Linked DNA regions of Homo sapiens: region 2 is linked to region 1. Evidence: chromatin loops called from intact Hi-C (ENCODE). Cell type or tissue: OCI-LY7. All regions are shown on one strand. Links, peaks and the distances in the headings refer to the core of each region. The heading gives the core; the rest is flanking DNA.

Region 1 (16,689 bases), core at 2,189-4,688:
TCACGAGGTCCCCAAGGCCTTGGGGGCAAATATTTGTGACACAGTTTGGTGCTAGGACTTAGTTTCTAGATGTGACCTTATCTCTGCTATCTATGAGTTTTCTTAATAGGTTGGGTAAAAAAGTAACATTTAAAATCTTCAAGGAAATATACTCTCGACACTCCTACTGTTGTTTTCAGGTTTGTTTCTATTAATTAAGTGCTAAGCGGGAGCATTATTGGAGTTCGTTAATTTCAGCAAAAGATCCTTCAGTAAATGAATCACTCAGATGCCTCTGTATTTAGGTGAGTTGATTTAGTTTTTTTAAAATTTTATTTCAGAAGGAAAATACTGAGTTCCGGTAATCTTAGTACCAGACAAACACACGTGTAGGTTGAAGTGCCCTCAAATCCACTTAGTTCATTCAACAAGCAGAGGACCTATGTTGTTATATCCTGATTCCTTCTCCCTTTCAAATGATATCAATTCTGATTTTCTCATTCGGCTCCCACCATGTACTCAGCAATGAAATCAATACTTTGGCAGATAAAGAAGAATAAAGCAAAATTGGCCTTATCTTTAAACTTTCTATACTTTCTGAGGAGATAAGCGAGACTAATAACCAAATCTGTAAATGATAGGATATGGTTTATGGTAACTGTGAGTTATAAGCACTAATGTTTGCAATATATACAGAGGAGAAGAAACAATGAGTAATCTTTACAAGAGTAGATGGTAAAATAAAGCATTATAAAAGTGAGAATAGATAGAAAGCAAACTTTATGTAAATGAGCATGTGCTTTATAATAACTTGATACATCTACCATGACTTTGAGAAAAATGTGTTAGTGGTAATGAGATTGAGTATCTAGATCTAAGCAGTTTGGGAAAATCCAGTCTGCACAATGCAGTTTTCATGCATTCATCAATAAAAAACATTTGGAATTGTTAAAGTCATTGGCTCTCAGGTTAAAGTGATTACAGAAAATTATTCTTGCGATGTTGCAAAGGACATTTCAAATTGAGGAGAGTGACTGGGAAATACAGTCATAATCTAGTTTTATAGTGTTAAGATTTTTATAAATAATTGTTTCAGGGAAATTGCTGAGTAATTGGTCCTTTTGGAAGATATCTTTCCTACAGGCACAAGCTTGTGGGAACTAGAGAAAGCTATTGTGTAATGGAAAAACATAAAGGAGAATGGGGAAAATATAGTTATGACTTAGACTAAAGCCACAAATAAAATTCTACAGTACTTCCATTTTGTGGGTTCAGGAAACTGATTCTCTGCATTGTATTCACAAATGTGTCCACATGTTGATAGCTGTCCCATATAGGCCTCATTTCAATAACTACTTAAGGTTTCTGAAACCACACTAATTAGCTATAATTCTAATAAATATAAAAGTGAATATCTAATATGCTTTATACTGTGTTTTATAACCACTACATTCATTAGCAATCTTTCTGCTTCCATTCTACTGATTTAAATTTTATATCATGAATATATTATCACATTTTACCATTGAGGAAATGCCTTGTGGCATCAAGGCATATTGAAAGAATACTATGGTGTCCTGTTTGAGATGGGTCTTCCTGACACTTATTCTTGGCAAAGCTTTAAACTTAAATCAAAAGGACAGAATGCAATTTTCCTAAAAACTAATATTTATTTGCAGTACTCAGTACTTTCATGTTTATTATTGTTTGTCACCTACCTGTCTTCTGAGATTTGCCACATCAGAAAATGAAAAACTTTTCATTTAAAATTACTTCAACTATTTTATCACTACAGAAACATACATCACATATTTTGTTGCAATAATCTTCTCATAAGTGATATAATACATCATTAAAAATAACATGAAAATTTTTTCAAGTTGAGTTCAACATGCATGAGAAAGATTAGCATATTAGTGTAACACAGCTCCAGAATGTGTTGAAAGTATTGGATTATAAGGAATGAGAAAGGTGTTAAAAATAAAACCACCAATAAACTGTTAAATTTACCATTTTACAGGAATGTTAACATTTTACAATTTGTTAAGAGTTGTAAGTTAACTGTCTCAAAGCTTTAGAGGTACAGCAGGAATGAAACTGTAGAAAAGTATATATTTCCTCCAACAGAAATATTTGCACTTATCTCAGATTCATGCAAACTTAGAGTGGCTCTTCTCATGAAGCCTGCTGTCTTATTATCTGAAATATAGGAAGGTATACCCTGTTTTGTTTTTCCTGTCTTAATTTTGTTTTTTATTATTCCATTCACAAAATAATCCTATTCACCTTGTAATTTTTATATAAGTACTCTACCTTTTGAAATAATTTGACAGTGGAAACCTAGAATTTTCAGCAACACTCTTAATAAAGACCCACTAAGTCTCTCAATATTTCTTCCTTTCTGTTTCTTATTGCACATATTGGCTTCTACTTCTCTGGATCAACTTTCTTATTTTTTTCTCACAGGATTCAAAAAAATCAGACTGCTGGAGTCACCTTCATCCTCTTGGGCTTCTCAGAATTTCCAGACCTTCAGATACCCCTGTTCCTGGTCTTCCTGACCATCTACACAATCACTGTGATGGGGAATCTGGGCATGATCATGGTCATCAGGATCAACCCCAAACTCCACACCCCTATGTACTTTTTCCTCAGCCACTTGTCCTTTGTTGATTTCTGTTATTCCACCACAATTACACCAAAACTGCTGGAGAACTTGGTTGTGGAAGACAGAATCATCTCCTTCACAGGATGCATCATGCAATTCTTCTTTGCCTGTATATTTGTGGTGACAGAAACATTCATGCTGGCAGCGATGGCTTATGACAGATTTGTGGCAGTGTGTAACCCTCTGCTTTACACAGTTGCAATGTCCCAGAGGCTTTGCTCCTTGTTAGTGGCTGCATCATACTCTTGGAGTTTAGTTTGTTCCTTAACATACACATATTTTCTGTTGACTTTATCTTTTTGTAGGACTAACTTCATTAATAACTTTGTCTGTGAGCACGCTGCCATTGTTGCTGTGTCCTGCTCTGACCCCTACATGAGCCAGAAGGTCATTTTAGTTTCTGCAACATTCAATGAAATAAGCAGCCTGGTGATCATTCTCACTTCCTATGCTTTCATTTTTATCACTGTCATGAAGATGCCTTCCACTGGGGGGCGCAAGAAAGCGTTCTCCACGTGTGCCTCCCACCTGACCGCCATTACCATTTTCCATGGGACTATCCTTTTTCTCTACTGTGTTCCTAACTCCAAAAGTTCATGGCTCATGGTCAAGGTGGCCTCTGTCTTTTACACAGTGGTCATTCCCATGCTGAACCCCTTGATCTATAGCCTCAGGAACAAAGATGTAAAAGAGACAGTCAGGAAGTTAGTCATTACCAAATTATTATGTCATAAAATGTAATGCTAGAAATATTAATTATTTATCCTTGAGAGCAGCACTGCAGTTGTTCAATAACTAGTCATTGCATGAAATTATGATAACCCTCCAACTGACAGTACAATATCTATTCACACTGATGTTTAGTAAAATAACTTTAAAGTTATAAATACTGTAAGTATGGAATCTCAGACCATTTAAACTAAATTTTTGATCGAGAATATTGTAATACAAAAGTTTTTGTGTTAGTATACGTTTATTGTGATTGTCCAGGTCAAATTTCAGTTCAATTTAAATCTTGCAAAATGTAAAAATTTTTGAGATGATCTGAAGAATAGTAGTTTATAATGAGGAAGTTTACCTGATAACATAAAATTACTATGATAAGAGCTGTTCAGTATAAAACACTATCTATAAAATAATTACAATTAATTCTGTATGGGCAACTTTGGCATTAGAAGATTTACAGACAAACAAAAATAAATAAGAAAATTATCTTCCTTACGAAGTCCAGAATCTGGTAAAGTTAAGTTATACTTGGTATTATAAATTATATTTTTCTTTATGCATGATAATAAGAAGATGGTAAATATTTTTGCAAATAAATGCCCATCACCCTAGTTCTGCCACTGATGCCAATATGATTGTGCATGTTATTTATTTATTAAAAATTTTATTGAGATAATTTTCTATTCATTTTCCTTTGTAAGAAATAATATAGAGGAATTCCAATTATCTTTTAACCAGTTTCCCCCTAAGATAGTACAATATAACAACCAGGATAATGATATTGAGATAATACACATACATTATTCAAGCATTAGTTATGTATTGATAAAAGAAATATTCATAAACTCAGTGATATCTAACAGTAAGCAATCCTTTCAAATAAGTGACTTGACTGGGGTAGCTCTGTTGATATCAGTTCGACCATTTGGGTGTCAAGAATGGGGTAACTAGATCAGCTACCTTTGGAACTAGAGACCTGTATGTATGTCATCTTCTTTGGACTCTTTGGCTGATAGTCTTTGTTGAAAGCAGAGCCACAATAGAGTATTCCAAAAATAAAAGCATACTTAACGTTCCTGTTTGGGTCTCACCTGTTAACATTTTATGAGTCAGAGAAAATCACGTCCAAGCCCCAAAGCAAGAGTTGAGAAAGTTATCTATTTCTTGTAGAACTGCAAGATTACAAGTCAAGAGTGATGGGTACAGGGAGAAATGAAAAACTGGGTTCAAAATTGATTGAAACATTTACATCTTTAAACACATTCTTCCTTGATAATGCCAGATAACTTTACTGCAGAAAACAGATAACCCATGGCTCTAATTGGTTTTAGAGAAGTTTTCAAATAATTGAAATAATTTGATTGCCTTAACCAAATGGCTGGTTGAGATTAAGTATAAGAACTTACATTTTCTCCTTGTGTCTTGCCAGTCATGATTAAGGCTTACAAGCACAGAATATGAAGTCAACCATGTGTTGAAGGTCCAATCCAAGCTGTTAAGTGATACTTGTTTCCCCTCAAGGTTTATCTTTATTTCCAAATAAAAATTCAATAACTTTTTACCTTAATGCTTTACACCAACTTACATGTCTATGCAACTTACTGTTTAGGAATATACAACAAAATTCTCAACACTTACAGAATACAGCAAAAGTAACAGAGGATTTACTTTAATTTTTAACTGTAGATAATGAGTCATAATTAAATGCTCTAGTCGAGTATTTTTAAAGCTGTGTGTATGTGTGTGCATATGTGTATAGTTTAATAAAGATGTTAAGGAGCACAAAAAAGGATTTAGAAAGTTTGAGTATGCATCGCAGAATATTTAGTATATTCAATAAGGTTTCCAGGATAAAGTTAGAATATACTATTTTTAAATATTGTTTTGGAAGATGTAAGCTGTAATTTGGTAGGTTTCTTTTAGTACAAAATAAAAATCAAAGAAAAAAAGAATAGTTGCTAATCCCTTTAATACAAGATTTTTTTATTTTGGTAAATGTTCATAAATGGGCAGTTTACACAAATATAATGCAATTTCCCCCCCAAATTCTCAAATTATACTTTCAGTGTGAAAGCAAACATGTTAACTGTGAAGATAAATACATTTTAGATAATGTAAGTGAGTTTGCTAATGGTCATATTAAGTGATAGCTATGGGCTATTTTTTTTCTACAAATACATTTGTATGCTGCTCTTCTTTTAAACTTTTGGATACAGTAGGTATAAATGTGACTTTTTTCCCATGGAGGGCTGTGGCAGGACATTTGCTATCATATGCACAATACTAAAGCAAGTTATATAGTTTAATGCTCACTTCTTAGTGGATTAACAACTATAAAAATTATATCTGGACCATTTTATGTAAATGTCAACTTTCATATTATGTTGACTAAACAAAGACGGCATCAAAGATTGTATTAGTGTTGGACAAATATATCATTACGTGATTATATTACATAACACTTTGCTTACGTGAGTGGTTTTTACTGCTATCAAACATAATAGGAAAACAGAGTCCCTATAAAGAAAATGGAAACATATATGATTGATTAAGAAAAGGATAAATATTTGATTCAATAGTCAGTATTTCCTGCTTATGGCATTCTCGATACATAGAATATTTAAGCTCAAGGATACCTTGTTGGTAAAAGTTTTCCCCTGAAACTTGTTGTCATGCAGTTTAAGCACCAGGAAAAAATCCTAAGGAGAGTAAATAACAACAAGCCTGAACCTGTGGATCTGAGAGAACCAAAATTCAGGAAGAATTTCTGGAGGTAATTCTTGGCTATTTTAGATAACAACTTATAAACAGAATATAGAATACAGCAATACTAATAACAAAGTTTTCACATAAATTTCAACAATATATGAAACAAGTTGTATATTATTCTAGGAATTTAAAGTGGATATATCATTTAAATCTCATCAATGAATTTACCATATTAGCAAAATAAGGGAGAAAAGCATATGTTTATTTCAATTTATAAAGATATTTATTCAAATTTATATCTTGTATTAGTCAAAATTCTCCAGAGAAATAGAACCAAGGGGATGGATATCTGCTTAGCTATATCTATATCTGTCCATAGAGAGGTATTTATTTATTTTAAAGAATTAGCTCATGCGATTATAAAGGCTGACAAATGCTGAGAACTTCAGGGTAAATTAGCAAGCTGGATCCCAGGGGAGCCAATGATGAAATTCTAGTCTAATTTGGAAGGCCCAAGAACTAGAGAGCCAGGGGTGTATTTCCAGTCAGAAGGTCAACAGTTTTGAGACCCATGAAGAGCTGATGTTCCAGTTTCAGTCTATAGGCAAACACCTAATGTCTCAGTTCAAAGGCAGAAAGAGGAAAGAATTTTCCTTTGCTTGGGAGAGAAGTAGCCTTTTGTTAGACTCAGGCATTTACTGATGGACGCGTCCCATCCCCATTAGCAAAGGCAATCTACTTTACTTAGGCTACTGATTGATTTAGTTGTTAATCTCATCCAAAAACACCCTTATAAAAACATCCATAATAATGTTTGACTGAATATCTGGGCACCCTGTGGCCCAGTTAATTGATGCATACAATTAACTTTTATGCACTTGTTCATAATAAAACAAAACAGAAGAAAACAAAAGCTCCCAGAAAAATAGAAATAGAAATGTCTTAATCTTTTACCTACCAAATCTGTAGGTAAATATCACAATTAAGGTTAAAATAATCGGCTAGGTGCAGTGGCTCCTGCCTGTAATCCCAGCAATTTGGGAGGCCGAGGTGGGCGGATCACAAAGTCGGGAGATTGAGACCATCCTGGCCAACATGGCAAAACTCCGTCTCTACTAAAAATACAAAAATTAGCTGGGCGTGGTGGTGTGTGCTTGTGATACCAGCTGCTCAGGAGGCTGAAGCAGGAGAATGGCTTGAACCAGGGAGTTGGAGGTTTCAGTGAGCCGAGATCGCACCACTGCACTCCAGCCTGGAGACAGAGTGAGACTCTGTCTCAAAAAAAAGCAAAACAAAATGAAAAAACAACAAAAAAGAGAAAAGAAATAATAGAAGCTTTGTTTTAAATTTCAACTCAAGAGAAGAATGTTCATTATTTCCACTTCTGTGGAAAGGTTGTTCTAGACAATTGAGTAAGACAGGAAAAAAAGAACATTAGTGAAGACAGAATAACACTTTCATGTTTTAAGATAATATAATTGTATGAACATCCAAATCCAAAAAGATCTATCAAAACCAATTAGAGTTAGTAAGGGAATGTAAAAGATCTCTCAATGTAAGATAATTAACATTTTTTTTCCTAGATCTGTGATATCTGTCTACATCCTTCCACATTGTATTAATCCCAGCATCCCTCAGCTTTAGAGATAGTAGTTCTTTTCTGCAGTAACCACTACTGTGGTATATTAAGGTTTTGTGGGGTTTTTGCCTTTTCATCAATTGTTTAACAATTGTAAAAATAATTTTTCTGTACTAAATGTTATGTTTTGAAATCCCTAGAAAAGATTGTGTTTTTCTCGAATAGACTCAGACTCTTGGTAATAATGTTCTCTGAACTAGACCTTCAAATATGGGTATCTAATCATACACTTGGCCGTGAAGACAGGGCTAAGCATCTTTAAAATAGAAATTGTATTCAGTAATCCATGGTGTATAGTAACGTGGCTAACTAAATAATCCTTTGTGCATGATTATAATGAAGTGCTCACTGAATCAAATGCCTGGAGGACTGAGGTGGGGGTTTCACAAAACTGTCATGGAAGTGGTGGTGATTACAAGAACTGGGATCTTCTGAATGCCTGGGAGAGCTTGCAAAAAGATAATAAAAATTCAGGGCATCCAAATGTTGGCATAATTTACTGTCAGAGAACTAGAGATATTTAAGACACTGGGCAAGTGTCCTCAATTTCTTAGTGAGAAACTGATGTGTCAGAGATGATGTCTTAAATAAATCCTATAAAAATACAAGTATTCTTAACATCAGAAAAGAATTCTTTTGATCTTGTGTTCTGCAGAATGTTGAGATATCCTCTCCAAAGCAAATGACAACTTAGGGCAATTTGTACTGCAATTAAGTGATTTAAAATGTACTGCGTCTTTCAGTTATGGAGGCAACACATATCACACTTGAGTAAGCTGTCGCAAACCATTCAAAAAGTAACCTTCAGCTTGCCTCTCTTGCATAATTCCTTACCAGACACTCTTATTGTCCCACCTCTATCTTTTGAATTTTACTCCCAGTGATTGTGGTAGTCAGCCATACATGGAACCCCCAATGATCCCATTCTCTGGTATTCACATCATTGTGGAGTCTCCTCCCATACTTTACCTGGCTTGGTCTGTGTGATGAATAGCATGTGGTAGGAATGAGAATACATAATACTTGAGGTTCAGTCTTAACAGTCTGGATTCTCTCTCTCTGTCTTTTTCCACCTACATTAGGTCTCTCATTCGGGAGGAAGTGGCCATATTTGAATAACCCTGTGAAGGGACCTTTGGGATGAGGAACCTAAGCTTCTGGCCAACAGCCTTCAAGGAACAAGAGGTGCCAGCAACCTTGTGAGTGAGCTTGGATGCAGAAGTTTGACATTGTTTAAGCCTTGAGATTACTGTAGCTCTGGAAGGCTGGTTGCAACCTCATGGGAGACTCTAAACTTGGAGCTAAGCTGCTCCTGGATTTCTGATGCATAGAAACCATGAGGTAATCAGTGTTTATTGTTTCAAACTGCGAAGTTTTGGGGATACTTTTTAGCTGTCAATGAATAATTAATGCAACTGTATTAGTCAGTTCTCACACTTCTATCAAGAACTACCTTGAGACTTGGTGATTTATGAAGAAAAGAGGTTTAATTGACATACAGTTCACAGGGTGTACAGGAGGCAGGTCTAAGGAGGCCTCAGGAAACTTTCAATCATGGCAGAAAGGTGAAGAGGAAGCAGGAATGTCTTCTCATGGCTGGCAGGAGAGACAGAGTAAAAGGGGAAGTGTACACACTTTAAACCACCAGATTTTCTGAGAACTCATTTACCATCAGGAGAACAGCAAGGGGGAAGTCCGCCTCTGTGAATCACCTACCAGGTCCCTCCTGCAACACTGAGGATCACAATCGACATGAGAGTTGGGTGGGGACGCAGAGTCAAACTATATCAGTGGATTTTTGGTGCCTGGGAATATATTGTTGCCAAATAAAAACCCAAGATGTTAAGGTGGCTTTGGAAATGAGCAGTCAGTTTTGAACAAAATATCATTGAAATCTTAATATGTTTTGGAGGTCTTTGATAAGATTACAGTTTAGAGATTCCAGGTGAGTGAGAAAAATATTATTGGAAGTTGTAGAAAGGAATATTCTTGTTATGTAGGGCAGATGTTTAGTAATGCTATTGCCTATAGTAATTTGAAAAGTACAAAATGTGCCTAATATTCTGGGTTATCTAACAACAGATATTTTCTAAGTGAAATGTTTAAAGTTCTACCTGGTTTCTCCTTGAAGATTAGAGTAAGGCATTAGAGGCAAGAAACAAACTAAATTATTAATGTTGAAAGATCCAGGATTTGATGGCTATGAAATCTCTTAGCCTCCCATAATGGGAAAAGTTGGCAAAATTAAGAAATGGTTTCCAAGGATGATCAAATCCATGGCATTGCTGTGAAAACATGATTTAAAGATGAAGTCTAGGATTTGACTATAAAATCTTAAAAAAAAATAGAAAAACCTCAGAAAGATCTAAAGTGGTATCTCAGAGTATATTCACACAAAAGACTCTCAAAAGAGATTAAAAGTGCTCCACCTCCTCTATCAACAACAAGGCTTTTAGGAACCTTAAGTGTGCCATCTCTGAGCCATCTCATAGAAGCCCAAGGTAGGGAAAGACTTATATCTAAAAGACTTAAGGATGTGTTTTTATCTCTAATATAGTGGAATTCAATAAGATTCATAGAAGATCCACAAAGTTCATTTATGTATATATGTGTACATGTATACACACACACACACATATATACACAAACACACACAGAGAGAGAGAGAGAGAGATCACTACCTTAAATTGAAAGACACAGTGACTGAAAAAAATTGAAAGGGGCCTATGAGTTATCAAAATTCTATTAGAAGAAAACAAGCTAAGAAACCTGCTAAGTTGCAAATATGTCCCACATTTCATGAGAAGAAAGGATGATTCAGACCGTGGTACCAAAAGTCCAGAGGTGAGAGCTAAGGAACCGAGACTAATTAGGCTAATTATTCCCAGATTTTGCAATTTAACCAAAGAAATTTCTAAATTTCCCTGGCTGGACTTCAGAATTCCAATGGATGAGTAATTCCTTTGCATATGTTGAACCAGAATGTTTATAGCAATATCTCTTACCAGTACCAACATTGTATGCTAGGTTTATAGAGTAACCGTTACTTGTCTCCTTAGTTTCATAGGTTGAGAGAAACTGGACTTGAGAACCTCTAATTAAGACAATACATCCATGGAGCTTCCTTTATATTTGGTCCTGATGGTGATTACATATTGTCAACTTTAACAAAATGCTGTGGTGGAATAAGGCATTTGGGCCCTTGGGAAGATTTGAGTGTTTTTTTTATGTGGCGAAGGGACAAGAGTCATTGTAGATCAGAAGGCATCATGTAGCATCCCCAAAATGGCACCCAATAATTTCTACTTTCTTGTAATGATCCATTTGTTTGAAAGGTCCCCAAGATCTGTTTTAATCAGGTATGGTAAAATATAGAGACATTGACATGATTGTGTTAAAAGAAAAATTTTATTATACTTACAGATCCCTAGAAAGAGGAGGCATGACATGTTCCACAGGGCTACACAAACAAGCACCAGGGTTGGTCCAGAAGTGGAAGGAGTGAGGGGAAATATGACAAGAATTTTTTTTTTGAGATGGAGTCTTGCTCTGTTCCCAGGCTGGAGTGCAACGGCACAATCTCAGCTCACTGCAATCTCTGCCTCCCAGGTTCAAGCGATTCTCCTGCCTCAGCCTCCAGAGTAGCTGGGATTACAGGTGCTTGCCACCACGCTAGGCTAATTTTGTGTATTTGTAGTAGAGTTGGGGTTTCACCATGTTGGCCATGCTGGTCTCAAACTTCTGACTCCAAGTGATCAGCCCACCTGGGCCTCCCAAAATTCTGGGATTACAGGCGTGAGCCACCGCGCCCGGTGAAATATGAGCAGGGATCTTTACAAAGGAACTGCTGAACGGACTTGCAATTGGCTAGCTTGAATAATTTCAGCAGGCCCTTGTGTCTAGAGGCTTTCCCTAGGTGTCTAGTGCCTGGCCCTAGGGATGATTTAGGAAGGAGGATAATGGCCCAGAGCATGAGTGCCTGGTAGAGGAGGTGACCTGAGCAGTGGTTGTGGATTTGTTAGTTTGCAACTCTAGGGTGAGTTGTTTATCGTCTCTAAGAATTGGCAGACCATGGGTGGGCCCATCCCTCCAGGGTTCACAAGGCCCAAGATGTCAAAGCATCAGAATATAGAACATAAAATACACGGTTAGTACCCTTGTGTAGTCCCCTCCTAGATTGGGTAACCAATAGCATACTGCAAAAGTGCCAGTGTGTCAATGGGAGATTGGCTCACAAAGGTCTCCAGCTTGTGTGTTCTCTTGAATCCCTCATCTGGAATAAGCAAATAGCCATGCTTTGATCTGCCCTTTTGAGAAGCATGGGAAGGAACCGAAGCTTCTGGTGAATAGCCAGTGAGGAACTGCCAATAATCATGGAAGTGAGTATAAAGGTGGAATCTCCAACCTTATTGAGCCATAAGTTTACCACAGTTCTGAAGAGACTTTCAGCCAGAACCACCCACCTCACCTGCTTCTGAATTCCTGATCTTCATAAATTATGGAAGAAAATAAATATTAGTTAAATAACTAAAATACTGTCCAATCTCTTACTGTCCAAATCATCATTGTTTTGCCTAAGGAATTTTTCTGAAGCTCAGTAGTTAGATCATCGCAAAGGTGAGGCAAGTGAGATGTTTGAGGCAATGAATCCAAACAAACAGATCTCATTCAATGAGTGATAAAAGTTGATGTAAAAGATGCCAGTGAGGGCCAGGTGTGGTGGCTCATGCCTGTAATCTCAGCACTTTGGGAGGCCAAGAGGTGGGCAGATTACGAGGTCAGGATATCAAGACCATCCTGGTTAACACAGTGAAACCCCGTCTCTACTAAAATACAAAAAATTAGCCGGGCTTGGTGGCATGCACCTGTAATCCCAGCTACTCGGAAGGCTGAGGCAGGAGAATCGCTTGAACCCTGGAGGCGGATGTTGCAGTGAGCCGAGATTGTGCCACCTCACTCCAGCCTGGGCGACAGAGTGAGGCTCTATCTAAAAAAAAAAAAAAAAAAAAAAAAAAAAAATTCCAGTGTGATCTATTCTTGATGAGTGATTATTAGCTATATTCTGTACTATTTTCCAGACTATTCTCATGAGACTAAGCTTCATTGTCCTGTAGTTGTAGCTGACTTGTCAGTGCATCTTATTTGGTTGTCTTTTCTTTCCTGTTTCACTTACACATCTACTATTAATTAGTTTTACTTATTAAATAAATTACCATATTAAATAAATTACTTATTAAATAAATTATCTGAGCATGACTGCTTGTATCTAATCTGCTTTGGGGAAAATAAAAAAAAAAAACACACACACACACAATTTTAGTTCAAAAGAAATCTTTAGCTTTGGCCCGGGCTACCTGAAATGTTTCTCTGATTTGGGTATTTTAAGTCGGCAGATTGGATGATACTCACAGTGTTAGATTCCACAAATGGAGGACACTACAGTGAGATTGGTAAACTAAAGCAGAGTAAAGCTCTTCCTCATTGTGTGTGTCTGTGTTCTTGTTCCTGTAAGCATATGATATTTTTCTCTATAGCAAAACCTGGTTCAAACTTCAACATTGTTAATCCCCTCAATTCAGCATATGGCTGTACTTCCTTTAATTTAATCATATGGCTGTACTTCCTTTAATTTGACTGTATATAATAATGTTGGATGGATGTAAAACAATCCAGATTAGATTATTATTGAGAATATTTTCTTTCTCTCTCTCTGACTATTCCATTGGAGAAATAAATTTCTCATTTCAACTGGGATTGCTATTATACCTTATATTAGTAATACCTACAATATTCATGTGTCTTTTTGTGTTCCCTCTTGTGTTTATACCATAACTGTAAGAAGACCATGCCCAGGTAGCCTGCTAGTCTCAGAAGAAAGAGAAACATGAGGATCAGGACTACCCTCAGTAACTCCTCAGCTGCAGTGTGTAACAAAGCCACATCAGCTGATCCACTGTTGTGTGAGCAAGAAATGTATGCTCAATGCTTTATTGTGCTGGGGTATTATAATTTGCATATGTAGCAATAACTTGATGATACAGAACTTGGAATTTTGAAGTGAGATACTCACCTTTGTGTGTGTCACACAAACACACACACACACACACATGCACACACAACTCTGAGATAGGTAGGCTTTGTTCTAGGCCAATTGGTGAATGGCGAGTGATTGGAAGTAAAGGGGGCTATTCAACATAAACCAATGTTTTATATCTTTTTATAATTAAAAGTTCTTTAAGGAAGTCAATGGATTGATTTTATATGTGGTTAAAATTGTGTGTGTGTTCACTTTTGTGATGTTGGTAATTCAGATGCTATCTGTTTTGCTATATCGTGTGATATGGATATGCAGTTATTTTACCTCCATACATCCAGAGGCATGTTCTTTCTCCATGTATCTGTAGTGTAATACCTGCCATATTGAAGTACCTCTTGATAACTTAGTCTGTTTCTGAACATTTTATTATCTTCTACTGTGTGTTCATCTGTTTCTACAATATTACCACACTGCATTAATTACCATATAGTAAAACTAGTCTTGACATTCTGTTGAAAAAAGCCTCAGGGAATTTTTTTTTTTTTTTGCTCTAGGTACTTACTATTCTTGGCCTTTCACACTTTCAGAAAAATTTGAGGATGTTCTTGTCACTCTCCAAAGTAAATGACAATGATGATAATGATAATGAAGACGATGATGACAAAAATACCAGAGTGGTATTTTTATTGGACAGAATGAAGTTTATTTTGAGAGAATAGATATATATTTTTCCAGTCTTTGAACTTAATACAATTCTATGTAGGTTTGCATTAAATCCTCTTAATATATTTTGATACACTTATCTTTAGAGTTACTGACCTACCCCTAGGTATTGAATATTTGATGCTATCATAAGTAGTCTATTCTTAAATATTTCATTCTAGTTTGCTGCTTTTATAAAGACATACAGTTGATTTTAATATATTTGTTTTGAATTCAGAAACATTACAAAACTCTCATTCATTTTTTTTCCCTTATCCATGTTATCTCTACATTACTATGTATTATTATCTGTGAAATGTCATCTTATGAAAATGATGACCTTTTTTGTTTTATCTGTCTATCTATTGATCTATCTGTAATTGATCCTTGTTTATATGCATTATTACACAACTTTAGTGGTTAAAAGTTACAGTACAATGATTGACAAAATAAAGAAAGCTGTAAATATTTATGATTTCAAAAGTAATATCTTACGTTTTAATATTAAGCCTGTTTGTCCTGTAGTTATTTGAAGCTCCTTTATGAAATTAAGAAACATATAATTTTATTTGCTAAGGAAGTTTTTACATGCTTTGATATTAAATTTTAAAAGAAATAGTTCTTATGAGTGTTTATATAATCAAATGCCTTTAGTGTTTTAATATATCATTGTTTGGAGGTATTTGAAGTAACATTATATTATTACTAATTATTATTATTGTCATGGAAAATTTATCTAAAAGTTTAAGAAAAAGACATTGCTCAGACACTTCTTAGGCCTGAATTCCCCTGGATTTGTTATTCCAGTTTACTTTTATATTTTCCCTTTATTTTCTATCAGGGTCTTTTAGGATACTGTTAACTTTTATATCTTAGAAAAATAAAATAATTTCTCCCACTTGGAAAATTTTTTTATTATACTTTAAGTTCTGGGTTACATGTGCAGAACATGCAGTTTTGTTACACAACCATCTGATATGTGACAAAACTGATACACACAAGCAATGGGGAAAAGATTCCCTATTTAATAAATGGTGTTGGGAAAACTGGCTAGCTATATGCAAAAACTGAAACTGGACCCCTTCCTTACATCTTGTGTAAAAATTAACTCAAGATGGATCGAAGACTTAAATGTAAGACCTGGGACCATAAAAATCCTAGGAGAAAACCTGGGCAAGACCATTCAGGGCATAGGCATGGGCAAAAACTTCATGTCTAAAACACCAAAAGCAATGACAACAAAAGCCAAAATTGACAAATGGGATCTAATTAGACTAAAGAGCTTCTGCACAGCAAAAGAAACTATTATAATCAGAGTGAACAGGCAACCTACAGAATAGAAAATTTTTGCAATCTACCCTTCTTGCAAAGGGCTAATATCCAGAATCTATAAGGAACTGAAACAAATTTCCAAGAAAAAAAAAACCCATCAAAAAGTGGGTGAAGGTTGTGATCAGACACTTCTCAAAAGAAAAAATATTTTTATGACTGTTTCTTAAATAGCAATTGGATTGGGACTATAGACTCTTTCTTTTAATATCTCTCTTGCCTGGCCTCTTGGATCTCAACTTTTCTTCTGAAAAAAAAAATTACCTATAGTTTAACTAGTTCATTTTTAAAAAATTTTCTCTTACTATACTTATTTTGGTAACAAAAATAACAAATTATATCAGTAAATCTATTCTCTCATTGATTACCTGACTGAGAAGAGTTTGGCACCTTTCTTTTAAATAAATCTTTAACTTTGAATTGGCAGAAATTTATTGAAATATTTCTTTTTTTAGCCCAAGAAGGTGACATGTCATCCATAATTCAGATCTCTATTTAAGCAATTTGTTTATATAAAGCAATTTCTCACGCCTCTATTGATATAGCCACAGCCTTGGTTTCTGTTTTTAAAAACATGTTCAGAACTTACGAAAATAATGACTTAAAGCTGTAATGAAACCACACATTGGAAGATTAAAAAAAGTTAGTATTATGTGCACAGATCATTCCTTAACCAAAACCTGCATGCAACTCTGAACAAAGTTTGTAGCATTGGAATTTAGAATTGCAAGATAATAATACACATAATCAATACTTTTAAAATTAAAACTTGTTGCACAAATATGCTTGTGCCAACATGGGTTTTCATTGTCTTATTCATTTATTTATTTTTAATTTTTATGGCTACATAATAGTTGTACATGTATATGGGGTACATGTGAAGTTTTGATACAAGGATAC
Region 2 (16,689 bases), core at 5,554-8,053, 1.1 Mb after region 1:
AATATTTTTTTTAATTTCAAGGAGAAACACTGAAGCTCAACCCTCATTCATAAATCTTGTGACTGGCAGAGGTGAACTTTGAACACAGGTCTGTCAAACTTCAAACATGGACCCCATATTTGGACTTCATCCAAAAGGACTATACTCCTTCCTTTTTCACACTTTTTCAATGCTTCCTGTGCCTTCACAGTTCCTTTGCTCTTAAGAGATCCAAAAGAAAAGAAAAGAATCTGGAAAAAGAGCCCAAATTCTGTATCCTCTGTATATTCTTTTGTCATCCACTATAAGGGTGATCTTCAGCTGATCTCTCCAAATCTTAGCTGCTTGATTTATTAAATATAGCAAAAACTCTTGCTCTTTGATCTCTGAGAATTATCATCCACTTAAAATGAGAGGATCAAGGTACAAGTGCTCAGAAAACTATTTTATTAGCCTCGAATATTGCAGTTCAATATCATACTTACGATAGGAACTTTTCTTTCATTTTTCTAACATGAGATTTATTATTTGACTTTAATAGACCTCCTTTAAGGCCAATAATATACACACTTGGCATGATATCATTTGTTTCAGAGGAATTAAAAAGACAGATTAGGTGGCCAGTCTAAGTGTTCAACCATCACATTCACCTCTTGCTTAAGCTCCTCCAGGAACACGCTACATTTCAGCCTTTGACTTGAAAATCGTCCAGAGCTCTTCACCCTTTCTTTGTCAATCTTCGTTTCTACAACTGCCCAATCCTTCTATCCCTCTAGACACATTTTGGCTTCTCCATTTCTGTTTTATTCAGTGCTTAGAATAGAATACAGTGGTCCGTAGAGATCAAACCACACAGAGTGAGAGACACAATTGGCTCTCATATTCAGGGCACTAAGGTACCAGCAACACAACCTACAACAGCTTTCCCTTAGCAAGGAAATCACCTGGGTGTTTTAGGCATCGAATGGGTGGGATTCAGTGCTGTCTTGTCCCATTATAGTACTGCTAAAGCATCTCTGTCCCACTTTATAATTATGTGATTATAGTTTGATCTGGTTGCAGAACCTTATCTCTACACACATCATCTCTTCTTAGCTCTTGCTGAATCATTCGTCAATGACAAGGGTAATGCTGATCTTGCCATGAACCAAATATGTAATCTAGTTGAATTCCACTTGAAAAAATTTACGTTTTCTTGAGCTTGTTAATAAGCAGATAATTAAAAAGCAGAAAATTATTTAAAAGTTCTCAACTCACTTTTTAATGAGTTCCTCCTTATTTAACGATGACGAAAAGAAATTATTTAAAAGTTCTCAACTTACATTCTAATGGGCTCCCTCTACTTCAACAACAAAAGGAACTAAAGTAAAACTAAGCCCTGTCTCAAGTTACAACCCTCCCCTTCACACAGCTACCTTGACATAGAGAATGGGTCAGAATTTACTTTTGTCATTTGATTTTATTCTTTATCTTCTTCCAAATAAACGTGGAAGACATCAGTGTAAAACATAATCAGATTCTTTTTCAATTAGATAAATGTTCCCTGAACTAGTTGCATCATTTTTTTTCTTGCTGTTGTTATTGAAGGCACTCTGTCCCCAGAGTGTGCCATAACTTGGGAATGAGGCTGCTTAAGGGAAAGTGCAATTAAAGTTGTTTTATATTCTAAATAAGTCCAGTAAGATGTTTCTTGATAATTTTGTGTTTTGTTTCTAACTGGATATAGTGACTCCACTTCTCTCTAGTTCCATACTAAGCAAGGAAACTCCATTTACAAGGTATGTTTTTTAAATTGACATAGCACAAGAGAGGGAGGGCCACCAAAGAACCTTAGCTATCTCTGCCCCCCCTCTGTTTTGCATTCATGTCTTGGGAACATGAGCAAAATCTGTAGAAAATGGATTTTCCTTAGAAGTAGCATTTAACACATGTTGCTGAAGAAGTTAATTTTCCCACAACTTTGACCAAAACACGTAAAGAGTTTAATTATTGTAAGCTGGAAGATGACTTCTGATGATGTATTAATTGATCATTAAACTTCAGCAGATTATATCTAAACAGTTGAAGTATGGTAAAGAATACACATTTCTTGTTGCCAAGAAAAGAATAAAAACCAGTTCAACAAAACACTTCATGGTTAAGTTTTACCTCCACTGCAAATAGCATTAACCTGACAAAAAAGTCAAAATAGAATTCTGAATTTTGATTCTAGACAACTACAAGTCTTTCAGCATACAACAGAATGTCCCTACTCTGAGAATTTTGTTTTTGATTTCTTTACATGCTGCCATGTTCTTTAAAGCATTTTTTATGAGAGCTAAATTTTTGATGAGTCTGTTGACTATATGCATGCAAAACAAATTTACCTCTCCCCTGAAAACCCTTTAGGTATCACAGCTTAATTTTTTTATGTCTAAAATAGTATTAACAGTCATTATTACTAATGATATTAATTTTTACTATGTTTAATATTGTTAAGGATACTGATAATTATTTGACTTTTCCCCCTTTGGGGGTAGCAGGTTTGATTGTCTTCATACATAAATAATTATTTTATTAACCTTACAATAAAACCATCTCTTCTAGGACTTGTCTAGGTGTGAGCTTCTTTTTCTTGATTTTTGTCCAGATGTAGTAAAAAATTTAAATCTAAATACGTGACTTTCTTTTTTTTTGTTTTGTTGTTTTTTTGAGAAGAAATCTCACTCCCTCTGTCGCCCAAGCTGGAGAGCAGTGGCGCCATCTCGGCTCACTGCAACCTCCACCCCCAGGGTTCAAGGGATTCTCATGCCTCAGCCTCTCAAGTAGCTGGTATTACAGGTGCACTACCACACCCAGCTAATTTTTGTATTTTTAGTAGACATGGGGTTTCACCATGTTGGCCAGGCTGGTCTCGAATTCCTGACGTCAAGTGATCCACCTGCCTTGGCCTCCCAAAGTGCTAGGATTGCAGGCATGAGCCACCACTCCTGGACCTAAATATGTGACCCTTTATTAGCCCAGGAAACATTCTGTAGCCTTGATCATCCTTTCTGCCCTGATTGTTCTGATTTATCCTAAAAATACACATATTATCTGTTAGGTGAATCTCTATTCTATGTTTTTGATATCAGTATGTGTCTTTTCATCCTTTTAATTACGTTTTCTTTTCTCTCTGCACTTTGTAAGAACTTTTCAAGAAACCCCGTCTCTAGTAAAAATACAAAAAAAAAAAAAATTAGTCGGGCATGGTGGTGCACACCTGCAATCCCAGCTACCCAGAAAACTGAGGTGGGAGAATTGCTTGAACCCGGGAGGCAGAGGTTGCAGTGAGCCGAGATTGTGCCACTGCACTCCAGCCTGGGTGGCAGGAGACTCCATCTCAAAAAAAAAAAACAAAAAATTACTCTCAAACAAAAATTTGATCCTCTAAGTGTCGATTCCTTTTAAAGCCTCCATGTGGCTTTTATTTCTGCAGCTGCATTGTAATTTCCTTAAAGTTCACAAATCCTCTTCATTATTACTTTACTATGATTTTGCCTATAATATTTTGCCTCTTCTTCATGGAAACAAATACATCTGAGATGTTACTAGAATTCTGACTCTATTTACCCTCTCTCTAATGGTTGCTTAAAGCACTTTTATTTGAAGAACAGGTAAATGTTTGTTCCATGAGGGTATTTGTATTTTCTAACTGTTTTGAAATTGTATTTACTGATTTAAATAAGAATCAATATTAATATTTTAATTCTTCCTATGTTGCTTATCACATAATTATTTTAAATTTCTTTATGTACATCTGTGCTGAATAATCTTTATAATCTATATTTCTAAGTTTTTGTAAAAATGTATTTTCTGTAGCCACAAAGACAATTTCTAGATAGTGCTTTTCTAGAAGTAAGGGGATAATTACTCATGATTAAAGTTAAGATGTTAAACTTACAAAACAAACCCATATGTCAAAGAAAAGGCAGATGATTGGCTTTATTTTCAATGTATATGTCTGTGCTTTTAAAAAGTATTTTCTTCCTTTACCTAAATGATTTTCTGGGTGTATCAGTTGGTTTTCACACTGCTGATAAAGACATACCCGAGACTGGATGATTTATAAAGAAAAAGAGGTTTAATGGACTCACAGTTCCACGTAGCTAAGGAGGCCTCACAATCATTGCAGAAGACAAAAGTCTACATGGCAGCAGGCAAAAGAGCAAATGAGAGAAAAGTGAAAAGGAAAATGCCTTATAAAACCATCAGATCTTGTGAGACTTATTCACTACCATGAGAACCATATGGGGGAACTTGCCCCCATGATCCAATTACTGCCACTGGGTCTCTCCCACAACATATGGGAATTATGGAAGCTACAATTCAATATGAGATTTGGGTGGGGACACAGCCAAACCATATCATTGGGCAAGAAACAGCTGGCAAAAGAAGGAAAGGTACAAACTATGCCAGGCCTTACCACAGAATATTCACCTTATGCCATCATAGATTTGCACATTTTTAGTTGAAAATGAGGGTAAAATCAGAAAAAAAGTTATGTTATTAGTTGTTTATGGTAGTATCAGATTGATTCTGAAAACTGTGTTTCAAATTCATGCAATCAATAGCTATAGCAAAAATGCTTTATACAATAGCAGATTTTATATTTTACCATCAACATTATATTTGAGAATCAATAAGATAAAACAAGCAGAAAATAATATGAACAGACAAATTGACAATATACCTGTTAAGATGGAGATAACTCTAATTCAAAATATTATTATATCAAAATTGCTTCCTTATAGTGGTTGAGGAATCTATAGACATTAATAACAGAGAAGAGTTAATAGCTCTAGTTACTCTCTGAAGATGAAGGCTTGAGCTGCAAATATGTCCCAAACAAACTAATGAAGATCTATCATTCATAGTCTAAATGAATATGTGATATGCCTATCCCCTTGATATCTCAGCATTACAAATTATTGCTTTTCCTCACTCCATTGGAAGTAGGCATAGCCGTAAAACTTCCTTTGATCATTGCAATTTGAACAGAAGAGGTATGTGTTACTCTTGGGAAGATGCAAAGAAGAGTCCCTATATTCTCTTTCCTCCCAAACTGAGGAGGAAAGTTCCACATGATGGAGTGTTCAACTACCTGAAGTCTTTGTGCACGGAATACACCAACATGAAATGAGAATGTACTGTGAGGAAAAAATAAATGTATTTCTTTATTAAAGTCTCAGAAATTGGAAGATGGTTGGTCATTACGAATAACCTAGAGTATTCCAACAGATATCAGATATTTTGAAAATGTTACGGAAACAATATGTAAATCTGAACTCACTGAAAACACATCACCTCAAGAGTCCATTGTGAAAATACTGAGATTAAAGAAAGACATACCTTTCATTACATGAAAGCTCTGGTTTTTAAAAACTTGCCCGTATTTGATTACAGATCTCAATGAAAGTGTAAAGAGGAACTAGGATGCTGACTTTGAGAGTTCCTCAATGAAGTGGCCCAGTGAGTCACTCTACCGTGAAACCTAAAATGTACAATCTTCACTCAGATACCCATTCTTTCTAAACAGCCTTAAGTTGCCCCAATATTAAATACAAGCTGACAATTAAGAAGCACTAGATTCCCAGGCAAGACGGATGAATAGGAACAGTTCTGGTCTGCAACTCCCAGCGAGACCAATGCAGAAGGCGGGTGATTTCTGCAATTCCAACTGAGGTACCCGGCTCATCTCATTGGGACTGGTTAGACAGTGGGTGCAGCCCAGGGAGGGCGATCAGAAACAGGGTGGGGTGTCGCCACACCTGGGAAGCGAAAGGGGTTGGGGAACTCCCTCCCCTAGCCAAGGAAAGCTGTGAACATTTCAATAAAGAGAAAGAAGAGCTTGGGAACCAAGCAGAATTTAATTTGACATCTGTGTCTGCCATTTCCTCCCATGTAGCTTCAGGAAAGTCACTCCACTATTATGAACCTCAGGATTTCTTATCTCTTGAATGAGAATAATTTCCACTTTGCAAAGTTTTTTTTAATAAAATAATTTTTAAAGGGCTTACATCACCTGTTGCTAAAAAGTTTTATAATATTATTTTCTCTTAAAGAGTGTTCCAATACCCCCATTAACAGTAGCATTTTACAATTACCATTATTATTAATATGTAAGTATTACCCCATGAAAAGGAAGTAAGTTACTTTTTAGATATTTTTAAATTCCTGAATAATTAGAGTAAAATACAAATCATTCTAAACATTCTAATCTGTGGTCGATATTAAAAGGTAGAAGCAGTCATTTTTAAAATATACATATTTTACTCACTTTTATTTATTTGGAAAGTAGCAAATGACAGACTAGAAAGTATTTTCAGCTAATGATATGCCTTTTTTTATGATCGTTATGTGATATAAGGAGCTATTAAGAATGTTCAATGATGGAGTCAAAAGCTCTTAACTATGTGTTTCTAGAAAAGATATGCCATAGTTCTGTTACGTGTCATTGGAAATTTATTTTCTCACTTTATATTTTAGTTTCACAAATCGAAAGATACGAATGTGAAAGTATATCAGCAATTTTAAAGATTGATGTGCCATTAACTTGGAGGATCTAATGAAAGCTCCGGTCCTTTCCTGTGGAATAAATGTGCATAGACCTTAACACACAAACTTTGGACTTCACGGCCCTCCAAAATTCCAAGCCTAACATCTTAGTAATGCTTTCAATTAATAAAGGAAACCTGAGACAATTTTGTTATCTTAATTGATAAGTTGATGCTGCCATCTAGTGGCAATGCTTAACAACTTAAGAAGAAACCACGACAGTGTTATTTCGCTGGGAATACTGTTTACCCTTAAACGTATTCTGTATTCGCTAAGAGCATGTTAACAAGAGTTGACTTAAGAGTTAAAGATATACAATATATTTCTTAGTGAAATATTTTATATAAACTTAGAGTAATTTTTTAATTAAAATTTAGTTTTGAAAAATATAATCCTTATACAAATCTGATAATTTCTCAGGAAAAAAGTTCTACAGAAAGTTGTCACTGGAGTAACTCAGTTGAATTAGTTATTTCTTTTCCTTCACAATTTCTTACCTAAGATTACTAAAAGGAAGGAGAAAAGGATGTTTCATAAATAATATGAAAATGTATATTTCATGAGTACTGAAAGCAAACATTATAAAAGCAAAATTTAATGGGTTGGGAAATTGAACTAATATTTAAAATTAGGTTTTGAAAACTCAGGATGTAAGGTCATTTTGAGGAAATCTTTACTAACAGAGAAACCGGAGAAAGATGAATCAACATTAATAGTTAATCTTTCCTTACATTTCTTTCCAAATGGATCTGAAGAAAACAAAAGCCTGTTATGCTCCGTTGGGTTCAACAAACTTTTATTGAATAACTACTCTGTGCCAGACACTGTACAAGGTTCTCATGATAAACAAGTAGTAGCTCCTTGGGACATATGATTAGGAAGAATTCCTCTATTTCTAGGTAAATAAAATTGTGTTTTAATCAGGAGCAGATGATGTCCCATGCCTTTCCAACATCCATAAAGATGACTATATGAATATCAATAATAATAAGAAAAAAAATCAGCAATAACAAGAATAGAAACATCATCCAGCACTTCTAAATACTCTCCTGCAATATCTTATTTAATTTTGATAGTAATACAATGCCCTAGATAATGTTATCCCCATTTTATAGAGAAGAATACAAAAAAATTTCTATAAATTATGTGTAATTTTGGATACTGATTTTATTTTGAATTTTGCAGTATGTAGCCTCACTTATGTAACCTTAATATAGTTGTGCCATTCGTATTTAAATTTGTGAATATAATATAGATATTAGATTCTCCAGAGAGACAGAACCTATCAGAGATAGATAGATGTAGACACAGATAGAGATATAGATGCCTAAGAGGGAATTTATTAGGGGAACTGGTTCATGATTACGAAGTTTAAGTCCCAGGCAGATAATCTGCAAGCTAGAGACCTTAGGATGACAGTAGCATGGCTCAGTCCAAGCCTAAAGGCCTCAAAAACAGGGAAGCTGATGTTGTAACTCTAAGTCTGAGGCTTGAGGACTGAGAACCTGGGACCACTGGTGCAAATCCTGGAGTCCAAACGCTGGAGAGCCTGGAGTTCTGATGTCCAAGAGCAGGAAAAGAAGAGTGTCCCAACACTAGGAGAGAGAGAAAAAAAATAGAATTTGCCTTTCTTCTGTCTTTTTGTTTCATCCAAGCCCCAAGACGATTGGATGGTGCCTGCCCCCATTGAGTGAGGGATGATTTTCCCACCTCAGTCTACCTACTCACATGCCAATCTCTTCTGGAAACACCCTCTCAGACACACCCAGAAATAATTATTTACCAGCTATCTAGGCATCCCTTAGTCCAACCAACTTGACACACCTGCAATTGACTGTCACATCCTCCTCTCTCTTTCTCTCTCTCACATACTCACACCATGCACACACATCACTGAATCTAATAGGATTAAAAATAATCTTTTCCTCTCTCTTTCTTCAAAACATCTTTAAACCTTTTTCTTTCTTTCCTCAAAGTTCCATTTTAAATATGTTTGTCTTCCCAATCAGATGTCCCTTTTCCCTTCTTTTGGCAAAAAAAAAAACACTCTTTTAGTGGTTCTAAGATAACTTGTCCCTCCCACACCTGGTGTGGCTGTCAACCATGAGGCCCTGAATCTTCAAACCACAGAGGTAGGCCCCTGATCCAGGAGAATAAGTCAGTTGGAGGATACCAGTACTCTGGACACAACTAACAGGTAAGTAGAAAAAAATTGGGTCAATCAAAGACAGTTTTTGTTTCTTTTGAATGGTGTCAAATAGTGACAGAAAAGAAATGAGTAGAAAACTTCTCCTAACTATATTGTCCCAATTTTATTTTCCTTTAATGAGCTAAAGCTTAAAAGCCAAACCAATACAATAGTCGACCAAAGGTGTTACGTGGATGTTCTTTCCCTACCCACCCCCAAAAAAGGGATTTTATCAGTTCAGATTAGGTTTGCCTACATGTGTTAGGAAATTTAAAGTAGCAGTAACTTAAACAAGTTGTTTAAACTTTATTTTTCTTTCTTATAAAATGAGTAAGTAAATAGCCAATGTAGGGCAGATAAGGCTACTATACAGTGACAGGAGCCCGAATGTTTCCCCATAGTACAAAATGACTGCCACTGAATCTACATTTAGGTCACAAAAAGGAGACAGGTGACAAGAAGAATGCTAACCTAAACATCTAAGGAGACTTCCCAGAAGAACCTCACACATTTTCTTCTTACATTTCAGTACTTTGTCATGTGGCAACAGCCACGTACAAAGGAGATTGAAAAATGTAGTGTTCTATCTTGGTTGCAATGTGACCAGCTAAAAATGGGGCTTCCATTAAGCAAGAGGAGAATGAAAGATGGAATTCCTCTTTAGTAGTATTTGCTACAGAGGTAAATGTAATTTATTTGGCTTCTTTTCTTCTTAGCCATTTTTTCCCCTTAGATGATCTTCCTTTCATGCTGGCATTTGTATGATAGCTAAAAGCACAAGTTTTGCTGTCTGAGGACCTGAGTTAGAATCCCAACCCCACTGTAAATAAACTGTATGATCCTGTCTCCATCATGAGATATATTTGATCCTTCTTTTTTTGTAGGATAATGATTCCTAGCTCTTCTTTTTTTGTAGTAGTGCTGATCCCTAGCTCTTCTTTATTTGTAGTAATACTAATCCCTAGCTGGTTCGCCATTAAATGCACGCTTCTCTCCCTCCAAAGGAGAAAAGAACTTTTCCTGTCTCATTTACTGCTGTATCCTCAGGACTTGGAATAATGCCTGCTAATCAGGAGTCACCATATACATATTTTTTAACTTAATTTTGACAACTAAAAATCCTCTTGCGAAGAATATCTAATAGCACATAATTTATTTTAAAATATTTAGGATTTATCTAGTTAAAAGCAAGCTAAAAATAACATTTAATATAAAATCCTATAAAAATCTTGTAAAAATATATATACCTACATATAAGAAAATGCTGGAAGAGTGTAAACAATGGATTTAGCATAGATTATTTATACAAACAAAATTACATGACAAGAACGTGTGTTTTTCTAGATCCCATTGTCTTATAAAATAAACTATCTGCATTTTTATATTTCAGAATCCTATATATATGGTACAAACATATAAATTTTAAATAGTAGAAAAAAATATCTATTTTGATGTATATTACCATTGTTTTCATATGTGAGTAGTGAAATTACATGTGAGTTTTACTTTCTTTGTGTTCTGCTTTCCAAACATTCTCTAATAATTTTAGGTCTCTAAAAGTATGTATTTATTGCTTTTCCTAGGCAACAAGAGAAAGTATTTTTTTAATTTAGGCCCATATATTTTATATTCTTATTAGGCCAAAGACGTTTTGATTCAATTAATACATTAAATTATATAATAATCTTACTAAGTGGAACAATTTTCTCATTTCAAGAAAAATGTTGTTTACTACTTTTAAAATATGGTAAAAACTGTGGTTGGAAAAAGTGATTTCTGAAATCTCTAAGAGGGTGCAAAGCCTCTCATCACACTCAGGCTACAGACAGTCTGTTTTCTGTCAACATCATTAGATTTGCCTTCAACCCATTATTTTTGGCATTGGAATTGCTCAAGTGCAATTCAAGGAGATTGCAGTTACTGACCCATTGTTCTGAGTCCAGACAAGACCGCTTTCCATCTGAACATGTCTATTGGTCTCTCCTTCAATGAGACACCCATGAAATATTGAGAGCCTTGGGGAAAGTTGAGTGTCCACACATATCATCCCAATGTGTTCCAGGGAAGTTTGTAAACACTGGAGAAGATCTGATAGCACCTGATTCATTCTGAAATTGGGGTTCTGTATGAAGAGTTATTTTAGATGCACAGGATCAGCTCTGCATCCACTTTTCTGACCAGAAACTCTTCCTTAATTTCAAAGAAACAAAAAGATGCTAAAACTATTTTAAAATTTTGTCTATTATATTTCTTTTTCAATTTGGAAACAACAAAAATGGGTAACATGAAAATAGGCTGTAAATTTTCTGTATTTTAATTTACCTCTAACTTTTCCATACCCAGTGCCTCTGAATTTTAAAAATTTTTCTATTTTACTATTCACTTTCTTGCATTTTATTTCTAGTTTCTATAATAAGCTATTCCCATTTATTTTTACCTAAAAGAACTAAGAAAAAAACTAAATATCAACAAATAAAGTAATAGCTGAAATGACTTAAGAGTCAAATACACAGAGAGTCATCTGAAAATTATTGCCAGGATTTGTCTCTGTATGAAATAGTAAGATTCTAGGGTTTTTATTTTTATTGTTGCTCCTCTTTTCCTTTATATTTTATATTTTCTGTTATAATGATGATTTATTTTGTTTTTAGAATATAAAAATAAAGAAAATAGGCATAAAATAAATTCAAAGGAATATAAGAAAAAGAATTCCTTTTATTTAAAAAATTATTTTTAAGCAAAGTAACCTTTTATATTTTCAATTCTGTAGATGGGAATGGGGAACACATGTTTTTTTTCCAATAAATCACTCCTGGTGTGGACATTTACATTATTAAATATAACTAGTGTGCTAGTAATAACAGTCGCTAGATGGTTCTAATATTCATTAGACTTTATCATATTCCTAATAATGAAGATTTTGGGGAGACATATAATTGTTCTGACTCTGTAGGTAACTAAAAATTTTTATCATTTATAGAAAGATGATGAAATGGAGGTTTTTCCAAAAGTAAGTAGTAAAATAAAAGTCAGATGGAAGCATAGAAATATGCCATCCCCTAAATTTTGCAAATGGCTTAGTATCTTGGGATGATGACGAGGAAGTCTAACTATGTCTGGAAGCTTTTCCTTTTATCTACTTTTTGTTCTTGATGAGAATTAAAATTGTAATTTTCTTTTTAAAAAACTTCTTTTTGGTAATCATCCTCCCCATGGCATCTTTTACTTTTTTTATTATTATTATACTTTAAGTTTTAGGGTACATGTGCACAACGTGCAGGTTTGTTACATATGTATACATGTGCCATGTTGGTGTGCTGCACCCAGTAACTCGTCATTTAGGATTAGGTATATTTCTTAATGCTATCCCTCCCCACTCCCCCCACCCCACAACAGGCCCCGGTTTGTGATGTTCCCCTTCCTGTGTCCATGTGTTCTCATTGTTCAATTCCCACCTATGAGTGAGAACACGCAGTGTTTGGTTTTTGTCCTTGCAATAGTCACTGAGAATGATGGTTTCCAGCTTCATCCATGTTCCTACAAAGGACATGAACTCTTCATTTTTTGTGGCTGCATAGTATTCCATGGTGTATATGTGCCACATTTTCTTAATCCAGTCTATCATTGTTGGACATTTGGGTTGGTTCCAAGTCTTTGCTATTGTGAATAGTGCCACAATAAACATACGTGTGCATGTGTCTTTATAGCAGCATGATTTATATTCCTTTGGGTATATACCCAGTAATGGGATGGCTGGGTCAAATGGTATTTCTAGTTCTAGATCCCTGAGGAATCACCACACTGACTTCCACAATGGTTGAACTAGTTTACAGTCCCACCAACAGTGTAAAAGTGTTCCTATTTCTCCACATCCTCTCCAGCACCTGTTGTTTCCTGACTTTTTAATGATTGTCATTCTAACTGGTGTGAGATGATATCTCATTGTGGTTTTGATTTGCATTTCCCTGATGGCCAGTGATGATGAGCATTTTTTCATGTGTTTTTTGGCTGCATAAATGTTTTCTTTTGAGAAGTGTCTGTTCATGTCCTTCACCCACTTTTTGATGGGGTTGTTTGTTTTTTTCTTGTAAATTTGTTTGAATTCATTGTAGATTCTGGATATTAGCCCTTTGTCAGATGAGTAGATTGCAAAAATGTTCTCCCATTCTGTAGGTTGCCTGTTCACTCTGATGGTAGTTTCTTTTGCTGTGCACAAGCTCTTTAGTTTAATTAGATCCCGTTTGTCTATTTTGGCTTTTGTTGCCATTGCTTTTAGTGTTTTAGACATGAAGTCCTTGCCCATGCCTATGTCCTGAATGGTATTGCCTAGGTTTTCTTCTAGGGTTTTTATGGTTTTAGGTCTAACATTTAAGTCTTTAATCCATCTTGAATTAATTTTTGTGTAAAGTGTAAGGAAGGGATCCAGATTCAGCTTTCTACGTATGGCTAGCCAGTTTTCCCAGCACCATTTATTAAATAGGGAATCCTTTCCCCACTTCCCTGGTGGTCTAGTGGCTAGGATACTTCTTTATTTATCAAGCTGTAGATGAGAGGTTTCAACATGGGGATGTACAGAACACCAACACTATTTTATTGAGTTCCGGGTAAAAAGTTGCACCTGGTCGAACGTAGCTAAAGAAGAGAGACCCATAAAAGATGGAAACAGCTGTTAAGTGTGAAGAGCAGGTGGAAAAAGTTTTGTTCTTCCCATTAGCAGAGCAGATCCTCAGAATGTCAGTAAGGATGTAAAAATAGGAGATTATAATGGTCAGGCTACTGACAACTAGTACAGCTCCAGCCACAATGAAAACTAACAATTTATTGATCCGGGCGTCAGCACACACGAGAGAAAGAAGGAGAGACATGTCACAGAAGAAATGATTGATAATGTTGGAGTGAAAAAAGGGAAAATGAAAAGCAGCCGTTGTGTGAGTTATGGTGTTGAAGAAATCAGCTGCATAACGTACAACCACCAGCTGGATGCACAGTCTCTATTACATGGCCACTGAGTACAACAATGGGTTACAGATGGCCACATAATTGTCATAGGCCATGGAAGCCAAGAGAAGATACTCAATGACTATGAAGAACCCAAAGAACCACTGCTGCAAGGGACAGCCCAGGAAAGAGATGGCTTTCCTTACAGCAAATAAGTCAGTGAGCAACTTGTGGCCCACAACGGATGAGAAGCAGATGTCCACAAAGGACAGGTAGCTGAGGACAAAGTACATAGGTGTGTGAAAGCAGGAATCGAGCCAGATGCGAACCATCATGCCCAAGTTTTCTGTCATAGTAATGAGGTAAAAAAGGTAGAAATGGTAAGAAAAGGAAGACTTGCAGCTGAAGATGATACCTTAAGCCTACAAAAATGAATTCTGTGATCCTTTTATATTTCCATCAGCCATTGGTTGATTTTAGTCTCTATAGTGAGAAAAATAGAGAACTGATCATGCATTCAACTTTGATTTTTTAAAATCATAACATATTGCACAGGAAAAGAAATATAGGTGGAACTAACTTAGAAACATTGATATTTTTTAAAAAGCCCAAATAAAATGCTAGGACATTAGATATATCACAGTTCTAAAAAATAGTATGGTTTAAGCGTTTTATAGAGAAATTTGGGACTTAACTAAGAAATGGTTAAAACTTTATAAACCTATATAAATTAATCACTACCCTTACAGATTATAGGAAAAAGCATTATTATTATTTCAATCGAATTTGAACAAGAATTTGATAAAATGCAGCTCTCAAGAAGAACTTTCCAAAACTGGAAATAAAAATAACTATTTAATTTAATACAAAGAATCTTCCAGAAAAAAAAATGTGTGTAGTGTTAAGACATTAGAAACATTCACATTATAATCAGACACTATTTAAAGATGTCCATAACATATGTATTTAACATTTATATTAAAGATTGTAAAATTCTAAAAAAAAAAAAGATAAATATAAGTACTGTAGTAAAAGTAGAAAGAAATAACTGTCACTATTAGCAGGCAAAATAATCAGCCACATAGAAAACCTAGGAGAATCAACTGTTAAGATAAATTTTTAGAAAAAAATAATAAAAGTTTAACAAGGTAGTAGAATAGAAAATCAATATGGAAAATCAAAAATAATCAAATGTAAATTATCTCAGCAAAAATCATATTAATCAACTGGAATTAATAAAAAAAAAAAACCACTAATAAGCCCAACAAAGCATTTTCAAGATTTCTACGAAGAAAAATACAAATAATGGAACTTTAATGAAATAAAAAAAATGACAAAATAAGCCAGAAAAACATAATATTTTTGTTTTTTGATCTCTTCTGGATCAAATGACTTAGTCATAAAGAGTCTTTTTCTCTTGGAAAAAATAAATTAGCTCCTATTGGGAAAGTAAAAATCTAACTGGCCATTCTTCACACTGGACTAACAGACTTAGATAAATACAACTGTAGAGTCAGCAGGAAACAAGATTTCTCCATAGAATATTTTGCAGCTGTAAAGTGTCCCAACAACACTTTTCTTTGAGTAATTACTATTTTATTACTCAAGAATGACTTTCTATTCTAAAATAATAGGCCATCTAATTTTCTTTTAAATTATATTAGTAGATAAAACAGCTTACTCTCTTCTAGAAGATCTAAGTCACCTTGACATAGCAAAGCAGTCTTATTTCCAACACAGATACAGAACATCAAACAAGGGGCTTCAAGATGCAATATTCCACATTTACCTTAACTTTGTAATTCCTAAGGAAGAAGGACCCTGTGTCTGCTTTGTAATTTGAAACTGATGTTGACTGCTTTATAGACAACCCCACTTTGCTTGGTGTATATCAAAAATTCTCTTGGTATAAATTTTACCTAAACTCAGCCCTTCTCAATGATCCTATAATTACTATCTTTCCTTCATTTAATGAGACGTCCGTAGTTTATAAGCTGTGTGGTCTCCCTCATTGTGATGGATCAATAAAGGTGATTTGGTGAGAAAAAGGCTTGCTCCTGGTTTTCTTAGGCTATTTGGGTTAAGATACTCACCAAATTATTTCACAAATTTAATGTAGTTCCAACCAAAATCGAAACATATTTTAATAAAACAATTTGATTTAAAAATGTATAAAGAAGAAAAATGTTCAACAATAGCCAACACAATTTTGAAAAAGAAAACCAAAGACAAAGGATGTGTTATGCCAGGTATCTGCACAGATTATAAAGCTACCATAATTATAACAACAAGGTGTTGTTCCTAGACTATATGGAAATATGAGTAGAAGACCCAAAAGCAGATTCATGAACGTATGCCAATTTAACATAAATGTTTATTTCAAATTGGGAAAATAATGATGAATTAAACATAAAAGGTATTATAATATTTGAATGCTTTTGAAAAAATAACAAATATTAAAACTCTACCTTACACTACCTAAATTAAATAATCCTAACTATAAATATGTGACAAGATATAATAAAGATAGCATTACAATTTTCTTGTAAGAATGGTCTTCTTAAATAGTACATAAAGGTCATTTAATTTTTTTTAATTAGCTACATTTATTTATATATATATTATTATACTTTAAGTTCTAGGGTATATGTGCACAATGTGCAGGTTTGTTACATATTTATACATGTGCCATGTTGGTGTGCTGCACCCATTAACTCTTCATTTAAATTAGGTATATCTCCTAATGCTATCCCTCCCCACTCCCCCCACCCCACAACAGGCCCCGGTGTGTGATGTTCCCCTTCCTGTGTTCAAGTGTTCTCATTGTTCAATTCCCACCTATGAGTGAGAACATGTGGTGTTTGGTTTTTTGTCCTTGCAATAGTTTGCTGAGAATGATGGTTTCCAGCTTCATCCATGTTCCTGCAAAGGATATGAACTCATTCGTTTTTATGGCTGCATAGTATTCCATTGTGTATATGTACCACATTTTCTTAATCCAGTCTATC

The links. Peaks named below come from ENCODE experiments on the same cell type or tissue, not always from the same donor. Only the 100,000 strongest peaks of a DNase experiment are listed, where the experiment ranks them.
Region 2: a loop joins it to region 1, with 8 times the contacts of the local background. A loop is called at or near these places in 7 of 110 quality-filtered maps.

The regions. Positions count from the first base shown.
Region 1 is chr11:55,723,771-55,740,459 of GRCh38, forward strand. OR5D3 (olfactory receptor family 5 subfamily D member 3) reads left to right here and starts at 6. Exons shown (of 2, transcript NM_001396059.1): 1 at 6-284; 2 at 2,446-5,851. The coding sequence starts at 256. The coding sequence ends at 3,388. In OCI-LY7, for the core only: CTCF peaks have their summits at 3,155 (motif pointing right) and 3,355; no DNase peak of the experiment used is centred there.
Region 2 is chr11:56,776,908-56,793,596 of GRCh38, forward strand. It overlaps the pseudogene OR5G4P. Among named protein-coding and RNA genes, the nearest start is that of OR9G4, 37 kb to the left of the region's middle. In OCI-LY7, for the core only: a CTCF peak has its summit at 6,745 (motif pointing left); a DNase peak (open chromatin) is centred at 6,754.